Linked DNA regions of Homo sapiens: all the other regions are linked to region 1. A link is a contact called in ENCODE Hi-C or POLR2A ChIA-PET data. All regions are on one chromosome and are shown on one strand. The core of a region is the stretch at or near the end of the contact, and the rest is flanking DNA. Distances in the headings are between cores, read along the strand shown.

Region 1 (4,169 bases), core at 366-2,865:
GGTCCATCTGGAGGTCTTAAAGAACTTGTAACTCTATGGACCCCATTCCAGAAAAATATATAAATGTTCACAAAAAAGTTGAGATCATGTCAAAAGCTTCATTGACATCCTTGAGCTTATTCATGAAGCCAAGGCTAAGAACCCCTGATCTAATATTCTCCCTCCACCATTTTTCCTAAGGACAAAACAGATCAGCAAGGATTATTGGTTTGTTCCACCTTGTGCAGCTGCTTAGAGGGGAGTCCAAGTCCAAAGTGCAAATTCTGATACTCTTGTTCTTTCTACCATATAGTGAGTTCGTTTCCATAAATAAAAACGACTTCTCCCCTTGAAGAAGCAGACTAAGAAGACACTGCTTTTTGAGGGAAGGGAGGAGGCATGTGGCTGGGACTGGCAGTGTGGGTAGACAAAGTGCCTCTCACCCCCAGCGAGATCCACTCATTCCAACGTAGATATTTGAAATGGACCTGGGTTCCCACTCTACAGAGGAGCACTGCGGGATCACTGAGCGCAGTCAGAGTTCCAGCTTTGAAGGACCTTGTCCTGCAGTCAGGGAGGTAAGCAGTATGTGTCCACAAACGGCTGTCGTGGAAGAGAAGACATTCTTGGGCTTTAAGGGGGACTGCAGATCCTTTCCAAGTCATCAAAGGAAGCAAGGTAGTCCGCTGATTTGTCTCCCTCTGAGACATTTAGGGGGAGAGCGCCTCACTTGCCAGAAAGACCAAGGACTGCACCGCAGACACCCACCTTTCTTTTCCTCATCCGGCGACACATCCTTCCTCCTGCCAACATCCTAACTCCTTTACACTCTGGGGACCAGCTCTTCTCAAATGCTGGCGCGGGGAACAGCCTATTTACCGCAGTTGAGGCGATTTTACTGGGAAATTCTCTTAGGAGCTCCTTGGAGAGGGAAAGCCTCACGGATTCGGCGGAGGTCTTAATCTGGAGATGTCCAAATTTAGGGGAAACCCTCCCCACCATTTGTCTCCAGGCTGTATTTTGGAGTTCTCAGATTAGGACCCTCTGGACTGGGGGCAAGATTTGTATGAGGGGGTCTCCAGCAGCTTGTGGGCTGGCCGCGTGCCAGGCCTGACTCCGTGTCCCCCACCCCCGGCTGCGCCTGGGCCTCGGGGGACCGGGAACCAGCCGGCGCCGCGTCCCCGCCTAGCGGGCGGGCCGGGGACCCCTCCCCTCCGCCCGTCCCCTCCTCCCCTGCTGCCGCCTCCCGGAGGGACGGCCTGGGGAGGGGAGAGAGGAGGGACGGGCCGGCGGCGGCGGGGCTGTGGCCACGGGGGAGCGGGTGGCGGCCGCGGGGCCCCGGTGAGCCGGGCCGGGGTGCACGGGGGCCGAGGCGGCCTCCGAGCCGGGCCGGAGCTGTCGGGAGCCTGGGAAACACGGCCCAGGCGACTTTCTCCCGGGAGTTGTAGTCTTGCTCTGGGGGCGGCGCGCGGCCCGGCTTTCGGGGCGAGTTTTCTCGCGGGGCGGGCGGCGCGCGCGGAGGCTGAGGGGGAGGGGGAGCATGCCCGGCTGGAGCCCGGCCTCGGGGCGCGCCCCGGCCGCCGTCCCCACCTCCGCCTCCTCCTTCTCCTCCTCCGTCTCCTCCTCCTCCTCTTCCAGTCCCGCCGCCGCGGCAGCCAACATGGCTGCGCTCCGGAGCCCGGGAGGCGGCCGCTGCTGAGCGCCGCCCGCCGCCCCGGGCCCCCAGCCCGCCCAGGCCCCGGCCCATGGCTCCCGCCGCCTCACGGCTCCCGGCGCCCTAGGGCTGCTGCCGAGGTGCTCGCCTGCCCGCCCGCCGGCCTCGGGGGGCCCGGGAGGCGTCCGGCGGGGCGGGGCGGCGCGGCCCGCCACCATGGAGCCCCAGCGCCGGGAGCTGCTCGCCCAGTGTCAGCAGAGCCTGGCCCAGGCCATGACGGAGGTGGAAGCCGTGCTCGGGCTGCTCGAGGCCGCGGGAGCGCTCAGTCCCGGCGAGCGGCGGCAGCTGGACGAGGAGGCGGGAGGCGCCAAGGCGGAGCTGCTGCTCAAGCTGCTCTTGGCCAAGGAGCGGGACCACTTCCAGGACCTGCGGGCGGCGCTGGAGAAGACGCAGCCTCACCTGCTGCCCATTCTCTACCTGAACGGCGTCGTCGGGCCGCCGCAGCCCGCCGAAGGCGCGGGTGAGTGGCAGACCCTTGGCCCCCGCCTCTGGGACGCGCCCTCCGCTTCTCCCTCCTGCTGGCCGAGGGTACCTCGCCGGGGCCGCCGCTCCACCTGGCGATGGCCTCGGTGGACTCGCTCCTCTGGCCCAGTTGGGGAGGCGGCGGTGCGCGGATCCCGAAGTCCCGCCGCCTCCCCCAGTCCCGCCGTTCGCTGTGAACAATGCCCCCCGCTGAAGGCCTTCACTCTCAGGTGCCTCGACGACAGGGTCCCCGGGGGCCACCAGGTCCAGTAGCGGGTAGGGGGTACCTCGGAGGATGTCCATCAGTCCCTTTTCTGAGGCTCCTCACCGTCCGCTAGCTTTGGCACCCTGTGCTAGCCTTTAACCAAGGGTACCGTCCAGAAGAATGGGACTTGGGCCAGGACCCCTACTCTTAAGTTTTGGTCGCTGCCATCCTGTGCCGGGGCCACAACTGCTTTTTCATTTTCTGGCTGTCCCAGCTCCTTTTTCTCTGCTCAGAGCCCAGTCTCTCCCAGACTGGTGGCTGATTGTGCACAACGCCTGCCTGGGTTTCTTTGGAAACTGGGCCCGGAAAAGTTGGGGAAGTTGCATTGCACCATGGGAAAATCCTAGTAGTGGCTGCTGGGGCTAAGTTCTCTCCCTGAGAGCACAGAGCTGCTTAACGAGGAAGGCTGGTGACTGGTTCCCTTGAGGGTGCCTTTTGGAACCCCTGTGTCTTTGGTCTTGGGGATGACTGATTTGTAAGTGTGTGTCTGGGTGCAGGAACGGATACTGGCGGGAGTTTCTGACAAGTGGTAGGCTTGTCCTGGCCTGGCCGTGGAGTGTGGAAGCCAGCCTTTTTAGACAAGGCAGCTGGAGGAAGAAGACATGGCACTGAGGGAGGAGGAGAACTAGCATTTATTGGGCATCTACTGTTGTGGCAGGCGCTCTGCTTTATCACGTTCAGTTGTCGTTGCCACTATGTGAGCTTTCTGTTATTCTTTGCCAGAGAGAAAACTCTGGCTTGGAGTGGTTAAAATGCTCAGAAAGTATTGGGCACCAGGAATTTTGAATTATAACCTATTGTTTGATTTAACTTGTTCAGAGCCAGGAAACAAAGTGCCATCTTTCTAGGTCTTGTCCCTGTTTTAACAGTGAATCGATAGGTACAGTAAAAATAAATAAGGATATATGTATAAAAGAAAAACAAGTGAACCGAGAGGGCTGAGAAACTGCCCTTAGCAACCTGAAGGTCAAAGGCTGATGGGACCCATTTATTTGGCTGTTAAAAGCCCCACTTATTAAGGGAATGATTTTATAAGGCATTCCTGGTAACAGCTCTCTTACGTTGGCCATCTTAACCTCAATTTTTGTAGCTGCAGGAAACTGACAGAGAGACTAAATTGCTGGCCACACAGCAGGTCATTTCATTGGTGGCCCTCCCGTCTCCACTTTGAGCTTCTGACTTGCATCTCTGTCCCTCAAACCTGCATTCTTTCCCCCCAGTTGTGGTCATGTCAGAGTTACTGGGCAAACCTAGTCCTTTCCTGGGATAGTGCTTTGGGAGATGCTAGGAAGGGACTGTCAGATGTGGCCATGAGGATAAGGACAGAGGGGATCTCAACAAAGTAATTTTTTTCTTTTTAATTGTATCTATGTATCTATCTAATCTATCTCTGAATGAAGAAGTTAAGATCTGTTTCTGAAAGTCTTTCGTAAAGCACAGAACTTAGTACAGACTGGAAGTCTGCGTTGGGAAGCATGTGAATCAACGCTCGCCTTAATCTCTGAAAATTGATTGATGGATCAATTGCCATTAATTAGGTCTCACCCTTTCCGTGTCTGGTGGAGAATGTGGGGCCTCATGGGGCTGAAGTTCTAGGAGCTAGTCTTGACCTCTAAGGAAGGCAGAGATTAGGGTTTGGATTTTATCCCCTAGGGCATTGATTTCAGACCCCAGTTTTACCACAATGCAGAGTTATGTGACTTTGGAGAGGGTCATGAAATCCTTAGAAAAATACTTTTCAAGGAGAAG
Region 2 (3,716 bases), core at 467-2,966, 74 kb before region 1:
AGAGAGAGACTTAATTATTTGCATTTTGGGAAGTTTAACTGCTTTGAAGGAACTTGTTGGTAATGTGTCTGGATTCTGAGTTTGAGGGTGCTTTGAGCAACGTGGTCTTTAAAAAAAAATGAGGCCAGATGCAGTGGCTCATGCCTGTAATCCCAGCACTTTGGGAGGCTGAGGCCGAGGCCGATTGATTGCTTGAGCCCAGGAGTTTGAGATCAGCCTGGGCAATATGCCAAAACCCCATCTCTACAAAAAATACAAAAAAAAAAAAATTAGCTGGGCGTGGTGGCTTGTGCCTGTCGTCCCAGCTAATCAGGAGGCTGAGGTGGGAGGATCACTTGAGCCCAGCAGGTCAGGCAGGTTGAAGCAGAAGAAAGCCAGGGATTTTTTAATGTACTTAATGATGTGGCATAATTCTTCTATTTTGTAGATACCGAGGCCCTCAAAGCATTTGGTTTTATGATAATGCATTCAAATTCAAAACCTCTGTGCTTCTATTTCTGTACACTTTTTTTTTAAACAGGATAAAGTCCAGTCTCTTTAACTTTGCTGCCTTTTACCCCATTGCTCTCCTGCTTCCTACCCTCAGGACATAGCCCACACTTTTCCATTTCTCTGTCTTTGCTTCCTACTTTCCCACCCACTTTGGAATTCCTCCCCCTCTCCCTTTATGTCCAAATCATAATGTCCTCCAGGAGTCCAACCTGGACTTGCTGAAGCCTCCTTGAAGACTCACCTGTCACTTCCCCAGCCTTTCCTCCAACCCACACATGCTCCTGGCTCCTCTCGCCGTCGTTCCGCCTTTCTTGGGTTCCTGACAGCTCCTTGTTGTCTTGATTGTATTTCTGTCTTCTACTGTTCCAGGACCATGACCTCATTGAGCATAAGGGCCTATTCCTGTTTTACCCTTCCAATCTGCATGCACTTCAATTAGTGTTATTTTGGTAAATGAATGTTACATTTCTGGTCCATGTCCCCAGGTTCCTTCATTAACATATCACAGATGATTGCCTGTGTGGGACAGCAGGCCATCAGTGGCTCTCGAGTGCCAGACGGCTTTGAAAACAGGTCCTTGCCTCATTTTGAAAAACACTCAAAGGTAAGCAGTAGCAGATCAGGTAGAACTGTGAAGATCTCTTAATCTACACTTTCCTCCAAGGAACACAGACCTATTCAGATCAAAGACCGTTGGCCAATTTCATGTGGAGTTTTATATATGTATTTTTTGCCATTTTATTAAGATACACTTCAGGCCGGGCACAGTGTCTCATGCCTGAAATTCTAGCACTTTGGGAGGCCAAGGCAAGAGGATTGCTTGAGGCCAGGAGTTCGTCTGGCCAACATAGCGAGACCCCATCTCTACAAATAAATAAACTTTAAATACATATATACTTCATATGTAATTATTACAATTATACTTCATATATAATTTACCCATGTAAGGCACACAGTTCAGTGACTGTTAATCACAGAGCTGTGCAGCCATCACTACAACCTACTTTTAGAACATTTTCAGTGCCCAGAATGAAACCCTGTAGACATTGACAATGCATGGTTATGTTTTGTAGGTGGGCAGGTCTGGCCCACAGGAAGGATATCTTGAAGGTGTCATTTCCCAGGGAATGGGCAGGCAGCCTCCATCCACAGGGTGTCCTCTGAGGTCCTTGACTGCTTGCCTATTTTAAGGAGAGCATCCAGATCTTAGGTTTCCCTCTCTTGGGCCACTTGCCTGCCACTGGCACCAGCACCAGCCCTGGCTGGGCCCTCATTCTCCTTGTCCCTGGTATAAAGTATTTCTCCATAAGGAAAGGGCAAAGAAAGCCTGCCATTTAGTGAGAATATACTGGCCAGGTATTTATAGTCTCAAGGTGGGGCATTTTCTGATTTGAGTGGATTTCAGAATCGTGGGCCTTGAACTTTTTTTGTTTGATTTTTCTTTTTTCTACCTCTCTTTAGCTCCCAGCTGCCAAAGGCTTTGTGGCTAATAGCTTTTATTCCGGTTTGACACCAACTGAGTTTTTCTTCCACACAATGGCCGGCCGGGAAGGTCTAGTCGACACGGCTGTAAAGACAGCTGAAACGGGATACATGCAGGTAACCTGAAGAAATGTAGGCCATTAGCAACAGAGCAGGACAGAGCTCTGTGGGTTTTGACTATTGAGTACACGTTTTGCACATGAGCTGTAATTTATCTAGTCTTGGGTTAAATTTAAAAGGAAAAAATGTAGAAAGGTAGATGCCCTGGAAATGAACAACCAAAAAAAATGTAGTATGTTCCGAATCATCCTATGATGATCAAGACCAGGCCAGAGCCACGCATAGCAAAGCGCTGTTAGAGGAGAACATGGATGGAAGTACATTGTGGGATATGTCATTCAACCTCACTAAGCCTCGCTTTACTAACACGTGACAATGAGGGTTATTGCAAGGCCTCTGCCTCTCTCTTTGCAACTATTTATGTAACTCATTATTAATATCATTCTAATTAACTCTAATGACCTATTCCAGTGCTTGCTGCGGGGCTTGGATGCTTAGAAGGAAAGCATTTCCTCAGAGAGTGTATAGCTCTGAGATAATAGACTCTGGGGCACAGGGCTAAACTAGAGGCTTCTCAGCATTTGTGCTTCTCAAACTTTACCACAAAAGTACCCTAATGGCAGAGGAGTGAAAAATACGTCTTCTTGTGTTCTTCCATAAGACCACAGGCAAAAGATGTCTTTTCAATCCCTGTACTCTCCACTCAATAATTTAACTGTATTTTTTTAATTTTATTATTATTATACTTTTAAGTTTAGGGTACATGTGCACAACGTGCAGGTTTGTTACATATGTATACATGTGCCATGTTGGTGTGCTGTACCCATTAACTCATTTAGCATTAGGTATATCTCCTAATGCTATCCCTCCCCGCTCCCCCTACCCCACAACAGTCCCCGGTGTGTGATGTTCCCCTTCCTGTGTCCATGTGTTCTCATTGTTCAATTTCCACCTATGAGTGAGAACATGCGGCATTTGGTTTTTTGTCTTTGGGATAGTTTGCTGAGAATGATGGTTTCCAGTTTCATCCATGTCCCTACAAAGGACGTGAACTCATCATTTTTTATGGCTGCATAGTATTCCATGGTGTGTATGTGCCACATTTTCTTAATCCAGTCTATCATTGTTGGACACTTAGGTTGGTTCCAAGTCTTTGCTATTGTGAATAGTGCCGCTATAAACATACATGTGCATGTGTCTTTATAGCAGCATGATTTATAATCCTTTGGGTATATACCCAGTAATGGGATTGCTGCATCAAATGGTATTTCTAGTTCTAGATCCCTGAGGAATCGCCACACTGACTTCCACAATGGTTGAACTAGTTTACAGTCCCACCAACAGTGTAAAAGTGTTCCTATTTCTCCACATCCTCTCCAGCTCCTGTTGTTTCCTGACTTTTTAATGATCGCCATTCTAACTGGTGTGAGACGGTATCTCATTGTAGTTTTGATTTCCGTTTCTCTGATGGCCAGTGATGATGAGCATTGTTTCATGTGTCCTTTGGCTGCATAAATGTCTTCTTTTGAGAAGTGTCTGTTCATATCCTTCACCCACTTTTTGATGGGGTTTGTTTTTTTCTTGTAAATTTGTTTGAGTTCATTGTAGATTCTGGATGTTAGCCCTTTGTCAGATGAGTAGGTTGCAAAAATTTTCTCCCATTCTGTAGGTTGCCTGTTCAC
Region 3 (4,091 bases), core at 339-2,838, 120 kb before region 1:
CTATAATCCCAGCACTTTTGGAGGCCGAGGCCAGCGGATCACCTGACGTCAGGAGTTCAAGACCAGCCAGACCAACATGGTGAAATCCCATCTCTACTAAAAAGTACAAAAAAAAAAAAAATTAGCCAGGCGTGGTGGCAGGCACCAGTAGTCCCAGCTACTCAGGAAGCTGAGGTGGAGAATCGCACCCAGGAGGCGGAGGTTGCAGTGAAGCAAGATCACGCCACTGCACTCCAGCCTGGGCAACTCAAAAAAAAAAACAGGTTACCTGGCCCCACCCACAGCTTCTGATTCAGTAATTCTAGGGTGGAGCCCAAGAAATTGAATTTCTAGCAAGTTCCCTGGTGACACTGCTGCTGCTGTCCAGGACCACACCTGGAGAATCGCTGCCTCAGCTAATCACCTCCACCCATTTAAGGCTCAGGACCATTTCTAGCTCCTTGGCAAGATGTTCCACAAATGCCCCCAGGCTTATCATAGGATGCCATAGTTGTGTAACTTTAACCAAGTTCCTTAACCTCTTTGAGCCTCAATTTCCTCATCTATAAAATGGGGGTAATAGTACTTCCCTCCGAGTGCAGGTAAATGAGGCCAGGTGCAGTGGATCATGCCTGTAATCCCAGCACTTTGGGAGGCTGAGGCAGGTGGGTCACCTGAGGTCTGGAGTTCAAGACCAGCCTGGCCAACATGGAGAAACCCTGTCTCTACTATACAAAAATTAGCCAGGTGTGGTGGTACACACCTGTAATCCCAGCTACTATGGAGGCTGAGGCAGGAGAATCACTTGAACCCAGAAGGTGGAGGTTGCAGTGAGCTGAGATTGCGCCACTGGTGCAATCCAGAGCTCCAGCCTGGGTGACAGAGCGAGACTCATTCTCAAAAAAAAAAAAAAAAAAAGGTAAATGAGATAATTTGTGCAAGACTTAGCTCAGTACCTGGCACATGGTAAACAATAAATGTTAGCTATTCTGTGGTCATTAATTAGCAATAGTATTACTGTTCATCTGCCAGCTTCTTGAGGGCAGAGACAGTATTCCCATTAGAGACAGAATTCTCAGAGGCAGAACGGATCTTAGAGAAACTTCAGTCCAGCTTCCCAAGCCTGAGCTCACCTGGGAAGCTTCAGTCCAGTTTCCTGAAGCAGCCTCACCTGGGAAGCTATTAAAACATCAGGTGCTTGGGCGCTACCCAGATCTACTAACTCTGAAAACTGGGGCAAGAGGCTGGGCATTTGTTGTTTTTGAGACAGAGCCTCGCTCTGTCACCCAGGCTGGAGTGCAGTGGCATGGTCTCGGCTCACTGCAACCTCCGCCTCCTGGGTTCAAGCAATTCTCGTGCCTCCACCTCCTGAGTAATTGAGATTACAGGCACGCACCACCACGCCCAGCTAATTTTTGTATTTTTAGTAGAGATGTTTCACCATGTTGGCCAGGCTGGTCTCGAACTCCTGACGTCAAGTGATCCACCCGCCTCAGCCTCCCAAAGTGCCGGGATTACAGGTATAAGCCACCACACCCAGCCAGCATTTGTATTTTTAACAAGCCCCCAGCCTGGCCAACATGGTGAAACCCCATCTCTACTAAAAATACAAAAAATTACCCAAGCATGGTGGCAGGCGCCTGTAGTTCCAGCTACTCAGAAGACTGAGGCAGGAGAATCGCTTGAACTCAGGAGGCAGAGGTTGCAGTGAGCCAAAACAGTGCCACTGCACCCCAGCCTGGGTGACAAAGCAACACTCCATCTCACAAAAAGAAAAAAAGAAAGCCCCCACCTGCCAGGTTTCGGAATTACTCATCTAGCCCGGATAGCAGACAGACACAGGGAGGGAAATAGAAGCCCAGAAAAGGGAAGTCTTTTGCCCATCCATGGCCCCAGCTGATTGTAAGCTGAGTGGAGATCAGGAACTGTGACTCCTGATTCCTGATCTGGTCCCTTTTTCCGAGTTATTAATACTTGGGGCCAGGCGCGGTGCCTCACGACGGTAATCCCAGCACTTTGGGAGGCGGGGTGGGCAGATCACCTGAGGTCAGGAGTTCAAGACCAGCCTGACCAACATGGAAAAACTCCGTCTCTACTACAAAATACAAAATTAGCCAGGTATGGTGGCACATGCCTGTAATCCCAGCTACTCGGGAAGCTGAGGCAGAGAATTGCTTGAACCCAGGAGGCGGAGGTTGCAGTGAGCTGAGGTCGTGCCATTGCACTCCAGCCGGGGCAACAAGAGTGAAACTCCATCTCAAAAAAATACGATAAATACTTGGATGCCATCTCATCGACCCATAACCTTCTACATAAATTCCCTCTCCAATATGCATGATGAGCAGCCAGAGCGTTGCCAAAGTATTTCCTGTGTGGAGGAACTCGGCATGTGAAAAGAACACACAATCCACTGCAGAACATCTAATTCTCCAACGTTTTATTTTCTTTAACCAAAACACTGAACAAGTGAAATCCTTAGCTTGGCATACAAGATCCTCCCTGATTTATTCTCCGCTGACCTCTCCAGCTTCGTTTCTTACCAGGACCTCACCTGTACCCTCTCATCCAGACTGTGGGCACTGGGAGGCAGGTCTCATTTCTGCCTCCCCTCAACATCTGGCATGCGGGAAGTTCAAGGGTGAGTGGATGGGGAAGGACAGTTGGATTAATGTATGGAGGTGTGTTCACAAAGCTCTAAAACCCAGGAGAGCCTCTCTGCCAGCACAAATGAGTCAGGTGTCATACTTCTGTGCTCTAGCAGCCAACCTGAAGACTATTTTTGAAATGGAGTATCTCCCACCAGAAATGCATTGTGCAAAACTCTGCTCAAAGGCATCAGTCATGTAGGGCCTTCCATCTTGTTGATTCAAGAGAATGCCTACCTACCCACTCTGCTCCCACCTCCCCAGTGTCATCCTCTCTTCCCCTTGCAGAATGACTGGTCTCACCTTGTCCCACACTGCCTGCTCCCATCTCCCTGCTTTCTTTCCTATTTTTCATGGCCTCAAATGAGAACTTTCTCCTGTGCATCCAAATCAGATCATGTCTCTTGCCACTGCTGGTGTTACAGTAATCCTCCCTTATCCATGGGGCAAACGTTCTTAGACCCCCAGTGGATGCCTGAAACCGCAAACCCTATCTACACCAAGTTTGTTGCTATATATACATAATTAAAGTTCATAATTTAGGGAGTAAGATATTAATAATTATACTGTAGTAGGCTGCATGAACTCTTTTCCTCTGAATACGTACATGTATTCACATTCTTGATGGGAGATAAAATGCCTATGTGGAAGGGAGAGGGAGGTAAATGACGTAGGCATGGTGACGTGTTAGGCTACTATTGACCTTCTGATGACACTTCAAGAGGATCATCACTTTTGGGTGATCCCAGACCATTTAGCCATGATAATTTTCCAGACTGCAGTTGACCGACAGCAACTGAAACTAGATAGGTGGGGACTGCTGTATGTCTCCTGGAAGCCTTCCAAGACCCAGCCTCCCTGCACTGATCTTCTTGGCTCTCAATTTCTATCACGTCACAGTCATACACTATCTGCTACTTCACAGAAAGGAACAGAAGCCAGATCATGGGATCGTCATTAACTACCTCAGAGCTTTCAAGACAGAACAGCTTCTTTATCCCCAACTTGCAGAACAGGGACACAGCAGGTGGTCAGTAAATTGGGAATTTGGCTAGCCATCTAACACTTGTTCAATAAACCCATGGCAACTGGCACCCTGCTGGCAGTCATGAGTTTTATATACCATTATATGCACAGTGCAAAGTAGCTTAATACTGGAGTGCCTGAAAAAATGCAGTGTTTTGGAGTCAGATGACTGCATTCCAATCCCATCCCCACCACTTCATGGGTGAGACACTGGTAAGATGCTTAACTGCTCTACACCCTTTCCAGCGTGGGTCCAGGAAGACATGCTTCTTGGAGTTAACATGCAGATTAGGCCGGGCACGGTGGCTCACACCTGTAATCCCAGCACTTTGGGAGGCCAAGGCAGGCGGATCACAAGGTCAGGAGATCGAGACCATCCTGGCTAACATGGTGAAACCCCATCTCTACTAAAAATACAAAAAATTACCCGGGCATGGTGGC

Evidence for each region. Hi-C counts contacts between places; a loop is a spot of excess contacts on that map. ChIA-PET counts read pairs that join two places held with the same protein, here RNA polymerase II (POLR2A). Pooled maps may share reads with other maps.
Region 2: a map of gastrocnemius medialis shows a loop between it and region 1 (6-fold over the local background). The contact joins the enhancer-like site here to the promoter of DLG5 in region 1. A Hi-C loop is called at or near these places in 3 of 168 maps with a recorded cell type or tissue (adrenal gland, gastrocnemius medialis and psoas muscle) and 2 of 50 pooled maps. POLR2A ChIA-PET finds 5 or more read pairs at or near these places in 6 of 52 experiments (CD8-positive, alpha-beta memory T cell, H1, HEK293 and 2 more).
Region 3: a pooled map shows a loop between it and region 1 (2.8-fold over the local background). The contact joins the enhancer-like site here to the promoter of DLG5 in region 1. A Hi-C loop is called at or near these places in 7 of 50 pooled maps. POLR2A ChIA-PET finds 5 or more read pairs at or near these places in 5 of 52 experiments (A549, IMR-90, K562 and 2 more).

The regions. Positions count from the first base shown.
Region 1 is chr10:77,924,201-77,928,369 of GRCh38, reverse strand. It overlaps DLG5 (discs large MAGUK scaffold protein 5), which reads left to right and starts at 1,615. Exons shown (of 32, transcript NM_004747.4): 1 at 1,615-2,153. The coding sequence starts at 1,850. DLG5-AS1 (DLG5 antisense RNA 1) reads right to left here and starts at 1,558. Exons shown (of 1, transcript NR_024585.1): 1 at 1-1,558.
Region 2 is chr10:77,998,356-78,002,071 of GRCh38, reverse strand. POLR3A (RNA polymerase III subunit A) reads left to right here. Exons shown (of 31, transcript NM_007055.4): 18 at 978-1,096; 19 at 1,954-2,091. Among named protein-coding and RNA genes, the nearest start is that of POLR3A, 29 kb to the left of the region's middle. Within about 2 kb of position 1,716, at least 3 of the 41 ENCODE cell types and tissues checked have a DNase peak (open chromatin) inside an H3K27ac peak, as active enhancers do; they include gastrocnemius medialis and psoas muscle, where a contact is called at or near this core.
Region 3 is chr10:78,043,153-78,047,243 of GRCh38, reverse strand. It overlaps a transcript of RPS24 not described here. Among named protein-coding and RNA genes, the nearest start is that of RPS24, 11 kb to the right of the region's middle. Within about 2 kb of position 1,588, at least 2 of the 41 ENCODE cell types and tissues checked have a DNase peak (open chromatin) inside an H3K27ac peak, as active enhancers do; they include OCI-LY7, where a contact is called at or near this core.